Linked DNA regions of Homo sapiens: region 1 is linked to region 2. The links are chromatin contacts, found by Hi-C or POLR2A ChIA-PET in ENCODE. All regions are on one chromosome and are shown on one strand. The core of a region is the stretch at or near the end of the contact, and the rest is flanking DNA. Distances in the headings are between cores, read along the strand shown. Region 1 has its middle 28 kb from the start of LINC00676. Region 2 overlaps IRS2 (insulin receptor substrate 2).

Region 1 (4,422 bases), core at 1,178-3,677, 65 kb before region 2:
AGCTTCTGGAAAGGGGTTCCAGCAACAGTGTCTTTGTAAAGAGACCATCACAAAAAGATCCAAGTGAAGGAAAATGGGGCCCGAGGCAGTCATGTGAGTGAGGAGAGTAGGAAAAGAAGGCAGAGAGAAGGATTTGGGAGATATTTCAGAGGGAGAAGCAAGAGGACGTGGTATAGGGGAAGGGTCAGACAGGTCCGTGCTAGGGATTGACGTCCCGCGGGAGAGGCTGACGTTCCTACCCGGCAGCTGGGACAGCTGCAGTTATCAGCAGCTCAAATGTGAAATACAGGAGAAAAGGCAGCAGGGAAGGAAGGCCCATCAGATTAGGGCACGGTGAGTTCTGATGACTGCCCAGATGTCCAGAGAGCCTTTGGAAATTCAGGCCTTGCCATTCATAGAATGACATCAAGATGTAGGTCTATCACTCGAAATCAGCAGGTTTGAAATTATCAGAGTGTAGGAGGTTTGTCTAGACATTTGCTTTAAGGCTTTGGCAGTGGAAGAAAAACCCAAAATACACTCAGGAGGAGAATATGGGGTAGGGAGACATTATTTTTTAATAACTAATTACAATCCCTGGCAAGAGTTTTGCTGGTAATTTTACTTCCTACTGTGGTTGCTATCCATGGATGTACTATACATATAAAAGAGATAATATCAAATAACTTGTTTCTGTGACATACTAAAAGAAGAAGTATGAAAAATATTCTACCTCATCTAAAATTCTGATACCTTCATATTTTGGAAAGGCACATACGTATTAAAGTATACAACTGTCAACAATTTGTAAATATTCCACACCAAGTGGCTGCTAGGCAAAGCCTTACCTTGTGTTGATATGACATCTTTTATTTCTTGAGTCCTATTGCAAAAATTTAAAAGATTTCTCGTTATATCTTTTTCATGTCGCTCACACTTTCCAATAAGTATGTGCCAAGCTTTTATTCTTCAAGGTCAACAAACCCTGGCTTAGCCATCATAATCAATCAAACTGCATTTTTACAAATGTAAGTTTCAGCCATCTGATAAAATGAGCAATTCTGCAATGTTTTGTGGTTTTTTTATTTCCGTTTGAAAACAACTCATTTTAGAGGAACTCTGTTCCCTGTGGTTCTTAGTCATCCTTATCCCAGAAAAGAGTAATTTTTCAGTGTCCATTCTCACTAACTCTGGAATATATTGTATGATTAGCTAACTTTGAACCTCAAATACTTACATTAAAAGTGCAGAAACCATGATGGTTTGAATAGTTTTGTTTTGTGATTTAGAATTCAAGTAGAGCTGGATAATAACTGACAACATAAAATGTGGAATCCACAAAGAGTCAGTATGATTCAAAGTTCACCATTCTAATTCAAATAAAATTTTAAGAATTAAAACTGATGTCCAGCCCAATATAGAAGCTCAAGCAAATTCAAATGGCTGATGGAGGAGCTGGCTTGGCTCCAATTTTTCTATTCCTCAAGTTACTTTTGAGAAAAATAATACATATAAATGAAAACATAACATTACTGGAAAAGAGAAAAATGAAAATAGCCATGGAATAGAAATGTTGAAAGCTTCTTCCCAAGCAAGCCTAGAAAAAGCTCTGAGAGCAAAGTCAAGGAGGCAAAGACCTTGCCATGAGTCAAACATTAGGGCGAGAGCTGGAACGGCTCACTACAGCTCCTACCACCAATCCCCCAAAATAGAGTCGAAAAATGACGGTCGGAGAAATTGTTTCTCCCAAAGACAAAGCCCAAAGACTAGTTTTTAAAGAAAATTAATTTGTCGGTGAACTTACAGGGCCTAAAAGAAGCACAGCAGATCTTCGCCCCGGCAAACCCACAGGGGCGCTGTGGAGTTTCTTCATTTTTGAGAGAAACACAACCTCTTGGACATCCATCAGCCCCTCCATGAAACGTCTGCTCTAGCAAAGCCACCGATCCAAGGCTCAAGAGCGCTACTTTACTTTCCACGAGGCCCTGGCTGGATGTTCAGCAGGTGCTCTGATAAAAAGCAGGCCCCGTATGAAAACCAGCAGGGAACAGAAAACGCAGCAGGGCTCTCCAATCTCATGCCAAGGTAGGTGAGGCTGTGCTGTCCCCAGCAGGCGCGTGCAGCGCTGCTAAGTGATGGGAATTTCAGAGCAAAAGAAAAGATGGGTTGTTTTTTGTTTTGTTTTGTTTTTGTTTGTTTTTTCTTTAAAGGTATATGTATTGGTTTTTCAAACAGTTACTAAGTTGTTAGGGCATGCATAATTATGTCGTTTGGCTCTAACTACTTATACACAGAACTGTTAAGAAGTTGCTCTGGCCTAGGGCCACTGTAAAAAAATTACTGAAACAATGATAGAGACTTGAACCAAGAAAGCGAGGAAGTCTCTGTGCTGTAGTTATCGGCTCTCAGGAAAGAAAAACCCTCCTGGCTTGGCAGCTGGCCCAGGAGGGGCGTGGGCAGGAGGAGGTCCCCAGGCTGCTGGATAGTTCTTCCTGCTGTTGGAGCCTCATCCACAGACACAGGCCTGTAGTTAGCCAGGCAGGGAGGAGGCTGAGCAGGAAACAGATGTGCCTGGCTGCAAAGGAAACCCACAAGCAATCAACCCCATCTTCATTCATAAAAAAGAACCAAATCAAGTGCCACCCAATACAGGAGGCAAATACCAGGGTGGAGGATAATGTGAACAAATAAAACAGCTCACCTGAGAGGAAATAGAAGTAATAATAATAATAAAAATCCAACTTGATACTGAGAGATTAGAGAGGAAATTGCACCCATAAAATTAGAATTAGCTACAATTAGGAGGAGGAGGAGGTAGGGAGGGTAAGGAACAGGGAATAAGAAGATAACAGCACTTACGAAAAAGGAAGAGGTATGGTAAATAAAATTTAACTGACAAAATGAAAATTAAATGGAACTGCCAAGCTGGCTGTCCAGAAGAGGGGCTGTTCCACCATGGAGACCAGGCAGCTAGAGGGTCGAGCCAAAGAAACCTCCCAGATCTAAAAGGAAAAATAAACAGACGAATGAATAAAAACCTAAAAGTCTTGCAAGATATATTCAGGAGGGTCAAACTAATAGAGACTTTTACAAATAGAGAACAAAAATATTAGAAAGAAATACTAGGAGAAATGATTGAAGCCTCTTTTCTGGAGCTGAAGTTCCTTATACAGTGATCCACTGAGGGCTGTGTGTCCACCCACAGGTCCCCTGATAAAACTTATAGACCCCAAAATAAAAGAAAAACTCTAAAAGCTCCCACAACACAGAAGGGGACAACATGCTGTGTAGGAACCAGTGGCTGCCATCAGAAGCTAAGAAGACGCACAAAGGTTGTGAAAAAGGTCCCGCAGATCTTGGCCTTAGGTCACGCTTCGAGTAGTGGGAGTTTTGGTGACAGATAGCGTTTCCCTTGCTACAGGTTTATTTATTCACCTTGTTTCAAAGAGAATAAAATATGCATAATTATAATACCATGTGCTGACGTGGAGGGACATCCATCACATGAAAAACAAGTTGCAAAACAAATGGATAATAGGATCCTACTGAGCTTAAATACACATACACAGGCACAACTAGACAAATAGGCAGATAGATAGATAATAGGTAGGTAGGTAGGTAGAGAGAGAGGAATTTAAAAATATCTAGAATACGTAGCAGACAGCTGAGATTGGGGAGTAGAGGAGGTGAAGATGTTTGCTTTTAATCTTCACCACTTGATACTCTCATTTTTTAACAGAGTATAAATTTCTTTTGAAATTAAAAAAATTATCGTACTTTTAGTGGAATAAAAGCAGCATCAGGCACATAGTAGGTAATTAATCAATATTTGTTAAATGAATGCGTGAATGCAAAATATATGCCTTTCTACCATCAGAAGTATAGCTCTATTCAAACTTTCTTCAGTATCTCCTGTAGCACTGACAAATTAAGTTTTCTGTCTCTTCTTAAGTCATATTTGGTAATATATTTTCCTAGAAATTCATTCATTTCAGCTAGATATCAAAATGGATTATCTCATGGCTGTGGACTGCAACCTCCTTTCCATATTGCTTGTTTTACATAAGAAACACATACATATTTTCTTTTTGAAACCCTGTTATAAAAGTACTCGACAAATTGTATTAGTCAGTTTTCACACTGCTGATAAAGACATACTGGAGACTGGGCAATTTACGGAAGAAAGAGATTTAATGGACTTACAGTTCCACACGGCTGGGGAGGCCTCACAATCATGGCGGAAGATAAAGAGGAGCAAGTCACACCTCGGATGGCAGCAGGCAGAGAGATCGATCTGGTGCAGGAGAACTCCTCTTTATAAAACCATCAGATCTTGTGAGACTTACTCACTATCACGAGAACAGCATGGGAAAGACCTGCCCCCATGATTCAATTACCTCCCACTGGGTCCCTCCCACAACATGTGGGAATTCAAGATGAGAT
Region 2 (4,998 bases), core at 1,793-4,292:
TCTTAATCATCCAAAACTAGGAAAATCAGGCCTCCTAAACTTTTACCTACTGCACTTCCAATTCCCTCTACACATTCAACTTTCCTATACAGGAGCCTGTATAAATTTTACAGTGCACGGCTACAGCAGATTGTGTAACACAGAATGTACACGGTTCTTTTCTGAGTGTTATTGTTAAAAACCCTGCCATGTGCATGAAGTGAGCTATTCGTCTATGGCAAGAATTGCCCACTGCCCCTGCAGCAGCCGCCAATGCCATAGGAGAAACAGTATCGATGATTCTTCTGCACAAACACCTGAGATACAAAAAGTTCCAAGAATTGCGGGTGGACCCTTTCTTTTAAATTATGAAATGTTAGACCCTTTTTAGTTAAAACCCAGACCAGGAAGCACGAACAACTTGCTGAAGCCTCCCTGCCAGTCTGTGGAAGAACAGGGTCCTCAACTTCTCCCAGAACACTTTCCTCTCTGCTCCCCTTTGGTGACAATGAGATGGGTGGGACAGGGCAGGAGCAGAGACACCTGCAACTGTCACCTGGGGCCCCAGAGTGTCAACTTCCACAGTGAACCACTAGCTCTTTATAAAACTCTCCTCGAAGGACATTAAACAGCATGCTAGCATGTCACAAGATTCAGTGAAGCCTGTGAGTCGATGAGGGTGTGCTCCATGGTTGGTCTTCCTTGCCAGCTGATGCCCAGGCCCTGCCTTCTCACCTCCCTGTCCCCAGCAGCCAGCAGCCTGCTGGTCAGGTCCTTAGTAAAGCTTATAGGTATTAAATTGAAGCGAAAACCCCATGTGGTTCATGCCATTTCTCACAGGCAGAAATGCTCAATAAAGTTTTCTAAAAGAGAACAAAGTTTTCTAAAACAGAACGAAGCTTTAGGACTGCGTGAGACCCAGAAGAAAAGAAAACCCTTTCCAGCCCACTTGGAGAGTGACGTTCCAAGCAGAGGTCAGTAAAGTAAGGCCAGATCTGGCTTGCCTGTCTCTGCAAATAAAGTTTTATTTGGGCACAGCCGTGCTCACGCATTTACATATGGCTGCTTTCACACCATAAGCAGAGTGGAGCAGCTGTGACAGAGACTGCATGGCAATGAACCTAAACTCTTTACTACCTGACCTTTCACAGAATGTTTGTTAATCCTTCAAGGAGCACATGAACATGGCAACCTTTACTAAGGAAGACAATGCGAAGAAAAACAGGCAAATTTGTCAGAAAAACACCATATATTTCCATCTGTGTGTTATACTGGGAAACTAATTGATATCCCTTTGAAAATTATCTGCAAGCTTACGTACTTTAGAAATGCAATACTATCTACTAAAAACCACACTATCCTGTTACAGACCCTACTGAAAAAGAGGACACACATCACAAAATCATTTATGAAGCCAGCACACTTTTGGAATGAATTTCTCTTAGCTACCGCTATTCTATTTGATTTTTCATGCATAACACAAAAGTGCTCAATAAATCTAATCATTGCTAAATACATCCTACACTAGCATTCTTCCTTTAACAGAAGTAAAGGTTTATATATGAGATCTACAACTCATTAAGGGTCCAAATCTTTTCTCTTTCTTGGGTCATTTGAGAATGTGAATGTAAGCATTATGCTTCTGCCCTAAGAGTATTTGGGCCAAGTGATATAAGGTGCATTAAAATCGCAAATAGCCAATGAACGACGTAATTCTTTCCTCAGACTTAACACATGTTTATACGTATGGTTTTCTTACTAATCTAAAAAAATTTTATGTACACCATAACAATGTTTATATTGTTTATATCAGAAATTATAAAACCTAATTATATTTTTGCTGCCAAATTAAGAGAATGTAGAATAATTATTTATTCACAATATATCCATCTCCAGATAGCCTGTTGTTATATATCATTTCAACTGGACCTTTTTTCTACTTTAAAAGCTTAAATAACTGTAGGTAAATCCCCCCTCCTCGGTCTATAACATCTATGTGATATAGGATTTCAGCTTTGTCTCTCCAGGGACAAATCCATCTATCTAATTTAAAAGCCTCCTAAGAATCACCACGTAGCCTTTAACTGAGCCATCTACTAGAGTCAAGGTTGAAGGGTCAAATCCTACTTAGTCACTGAAGCGCAGGCTCTCTTTGCAGAGATCAAAGTGCCCATTCTTCCTAATCGGCCATATCAAAAACATCCTGCTCTTCCCTGGGAGCCTAGGAATGACTCCATGCCCCCATCTCTGTACTTTAAACTACATGCCATTCCCACGACTCTCAGGATACAGGTGTGAAAGGCGCTGTCGCCACACCAGAGCCGGGTCCCCAGGGCTAGCATCTAGGAACCACTTCTTACCAGCTGTGTAATCTCTACAGCTATGTCTCTAAGTCTGCTCCCTCTTATGAAGATGGGGGCACTACCTCTCCCACCCTGAATTCCCCAGTGGAGTCACAGGGAACCTGTCAAATGAGATTTCATGTATAAAATATATAAATAATTAATACCAAAAATGCGTATGTTCTTTCATTCATAAAGAAGCACATGCTACTAGCACAACTGGCATTTTGTGGTTGGCTTCCCTTTGCTTTGTGCACCTTCAAATAATGTATACATGTAACCACATGCTGTGTTCTCAACTACAGACTTCTTAAGACCAGGCAGCCCTGTGCTGCCAGGGAAAGACAGGCTCCTCCCACCCTTATGTTCTGGCTAATTTGTGGAGAGCCACAGTGGTGTCTCTTAGTGCATTTGTCATCACAGCTCTTCCTCGTTCAAAATTGTATTCGTGAATGATACCACGAACAACCACAACTGCAAGCAGCAAATAAACAACTGCCGAATGCACAAAAACAATGGCAAATTGCTCCTAAAATAAAATGAACAAACTTGTTTTAATTGGACAGAAGTGGAACAGAAGTAGAATTGTTTTTCTGGGGGTAACTCTAGGCCATTTAAAGCTGCAAAGAGTGCCTTTGCCTAGCTGCTTTCTTCATGTCCTGAGGACAGGACAAAATGCCCGGGAAGGGGCCTCACATGTCTACTACTCAGGCAGCTGCCCACAGAGAACATGAATCCCTTGCCACGTCACACATGCCAAGCACACACAATGCATCATCAACAGGCTGGGCTCCGCCTGGTCCAGGCCACTGGGGGACAGCACTTCCCTTCTCTCTGCTCTATACAAAAAGGTGCCCTAAAATGCAGGCCGACATTTAAGTTCCTCTGCCACAAATGACAGAGATTTACATCTAACTAAAGCACTATTTATTGAAATTTCAGTAATGCAAAATGGAAAACGCCAAGCTACCAACTATATAAAGTTCATTTACTGGAGAAGCAAATAAAATAAGACAGCAGCAGCTGATCACCAGTCCTTGCCCAAGGATGTGGAGACAGAGGAAATCCACATCTTTGGCTCCTCTTCCCCAACAAGCATGTAGATATCCCAGCCTCAACCACCCTGACTCCAACTCCCCACCAAGCATGTAGATATCCCAGCCTCATCCACCCTGACTCCAACTCCCCACCAAGCATGTAGATATCCCAGCCTCAACCACCCTGACTCCAACTCCCCACCAAGCATGTAGATATCCCAGCCTCATCCACCTTGGATCCAACTCCCCACCAAGCATGTAGATATCCCAGCCTCATCCACCCTGACTCCAACTCCCCACCAAGCATGTAGATATCCCAGCCTCCTCCACCTTGGCTCCAACTCCCCACCAAGCATGTAGATATCCCAGCCTCATCCACTTTGGCTCCTCCTCCCCACCAAGCATGTAGATATCCCAGCCTCAACCACCCTGACTCCGACTCCCCACCAAGCATGTAGATATCCCAGCCTCATCCACCCTGACTCCAACTCCCCACCAAGCATGTAGATATCCCAGCCTCATCCACCTTGGCTCCAACTCCCCACCAAGCATGTAGATATCCCAGCCTCATCCACCTTGGCTCCTCCTCCCCACCAAGCATGTAGATATCCCAGCCTCATCCACCCTGGCTCCGACTCCCCACCAAGCATGTAGATATCCCAGCCTCATCCACCCTGGCTCCGACTCCCCACCAAGCATGTAGATATCCCAGCCTCATCCACCCTGACTCCAACTCCCCACCAAGCATGTAGATATCCCAGCCTCATCCACCTTGGCTCCGACTCCCCACCAAGCATGTAGATATCCCAGCCTCAACCACCCTGACTCCGACTCCCCACCAAGCATGTAGATATCCCAGCCTCATCCACCCTGACTCCAACTCCCCACCAAACATGTAGATATCCCAGCCTCATCCACCCTGGCTCCGACTCCCCACCAAGCATGTAGATATCCCAGCCTCATCCACCCTGACTCCAACTCCCCACCAAGCATGTAGATATCCCAGCCTCAACCACCCTGACTCCGACTCCCCACCAAGCATGTAGATATCCCAGCCTCAACCACCCTGACTCCGACTCCCCACCAAGCATGTAGATATCCCAGCCTCATCCACCCTGGCTCCGACTCCCCACCAAGCATGTAGATATCCCAGCCTCATCCACCCTGACTCCGACTCCCCACCAAGCATGTAGATATCCCAGCCTCATCCACCTTGGCTCCAACTCCCCACCAAGCATGTAGATATCCCAGCCTCATCCACCCTGGCTCCGACTCCCCACCAAGCATGTAGATATCCCAGCCTCATCCACCCTGACTCCAACTCCCCACCAAACATGTAGATATCCCAGCCTCATCCACCCTGGCTCCGACTCCCCACCAAGCATGTAGATATCCCAGCCTCATCCACCCTGACTCCAACTCCCCACCAAGCATGTAGATATCCCAGCCTCATCCACCTTGGCTCTGACTCCCCTGCATGTGACCCACTGGCACTGAAACAGTGCACAAGTCATATTCAGTTACTGCACATGCCCTTTCAGCCAAAATGCCAAAGTGTCTATAAAGTTACTCAAAAACTTAAGTCTAAGCAGAGGAAACATACATTCTTTAGCCTCGGTAGAACCTAAAATGGCAAAGAT

Evidence for each region. Hi-C counts contacts between places; a loop is a spot of excess contacts on that map. ChIA-PET counts read pairs that join two places held with the same protein, here RNA polymerase II (POLR2A). Pooled maps may share reads with other maps.
Region 1: a map of endothelial cell of hepatic sinusoid shows a loop between it and region 2 (7-fold over the local background). The contact joins two enhancer-like sites. A Hi-C loop is called at or near these places in 4 of 168 maps with a recorded cell type or tissue (PC-9, breast epithelium, endothelial cell of hepatic sinusoid and 1 more) and 6 of 50 pooled maps. POLR2A ChIA-PET finds 5 or more read pairs at or near these places in 4 of 52 experiments (MCF 10A, SK-N-SH, WTC11 and 1 more).

The regions. Positions count from the first base shown.
Region 1 is chr13:109,697,859-109,702,280 of GRCh38, forward strand. No RefSeq gene overlaps it. Among named protein-coding and RNA genes, the nearest start is that of LINC00676, 28 kb to the right of the region's middle. RefSeq lists an enhancer at 2,264-2,558 and a silencer at 2,264-2,558. Within about 2 kb of position 2,428, at least 5 of the 41 ENCODE cell types and tissues checked have a DNase peak (open chromatin) inside an H3K27ac peak, as active enhancers do.
Region 2 is chr13:109,761,994-109,766,991 of GRCh38, forward strand. The region is part of intron 1 of IRS2 (insulin receptor substrate 2); the gene reads right to left. Among named protein-coding and RNA genes, the nearest start is that of IRS2, 22 kb to the right of the region's middle. Within about 2 kb of position 3,043, at least 4 of the 41 ENCODE cell types and tissues checked have a DNase peak (open chromatin) inside an H3K27ac peak, as active enhancers do.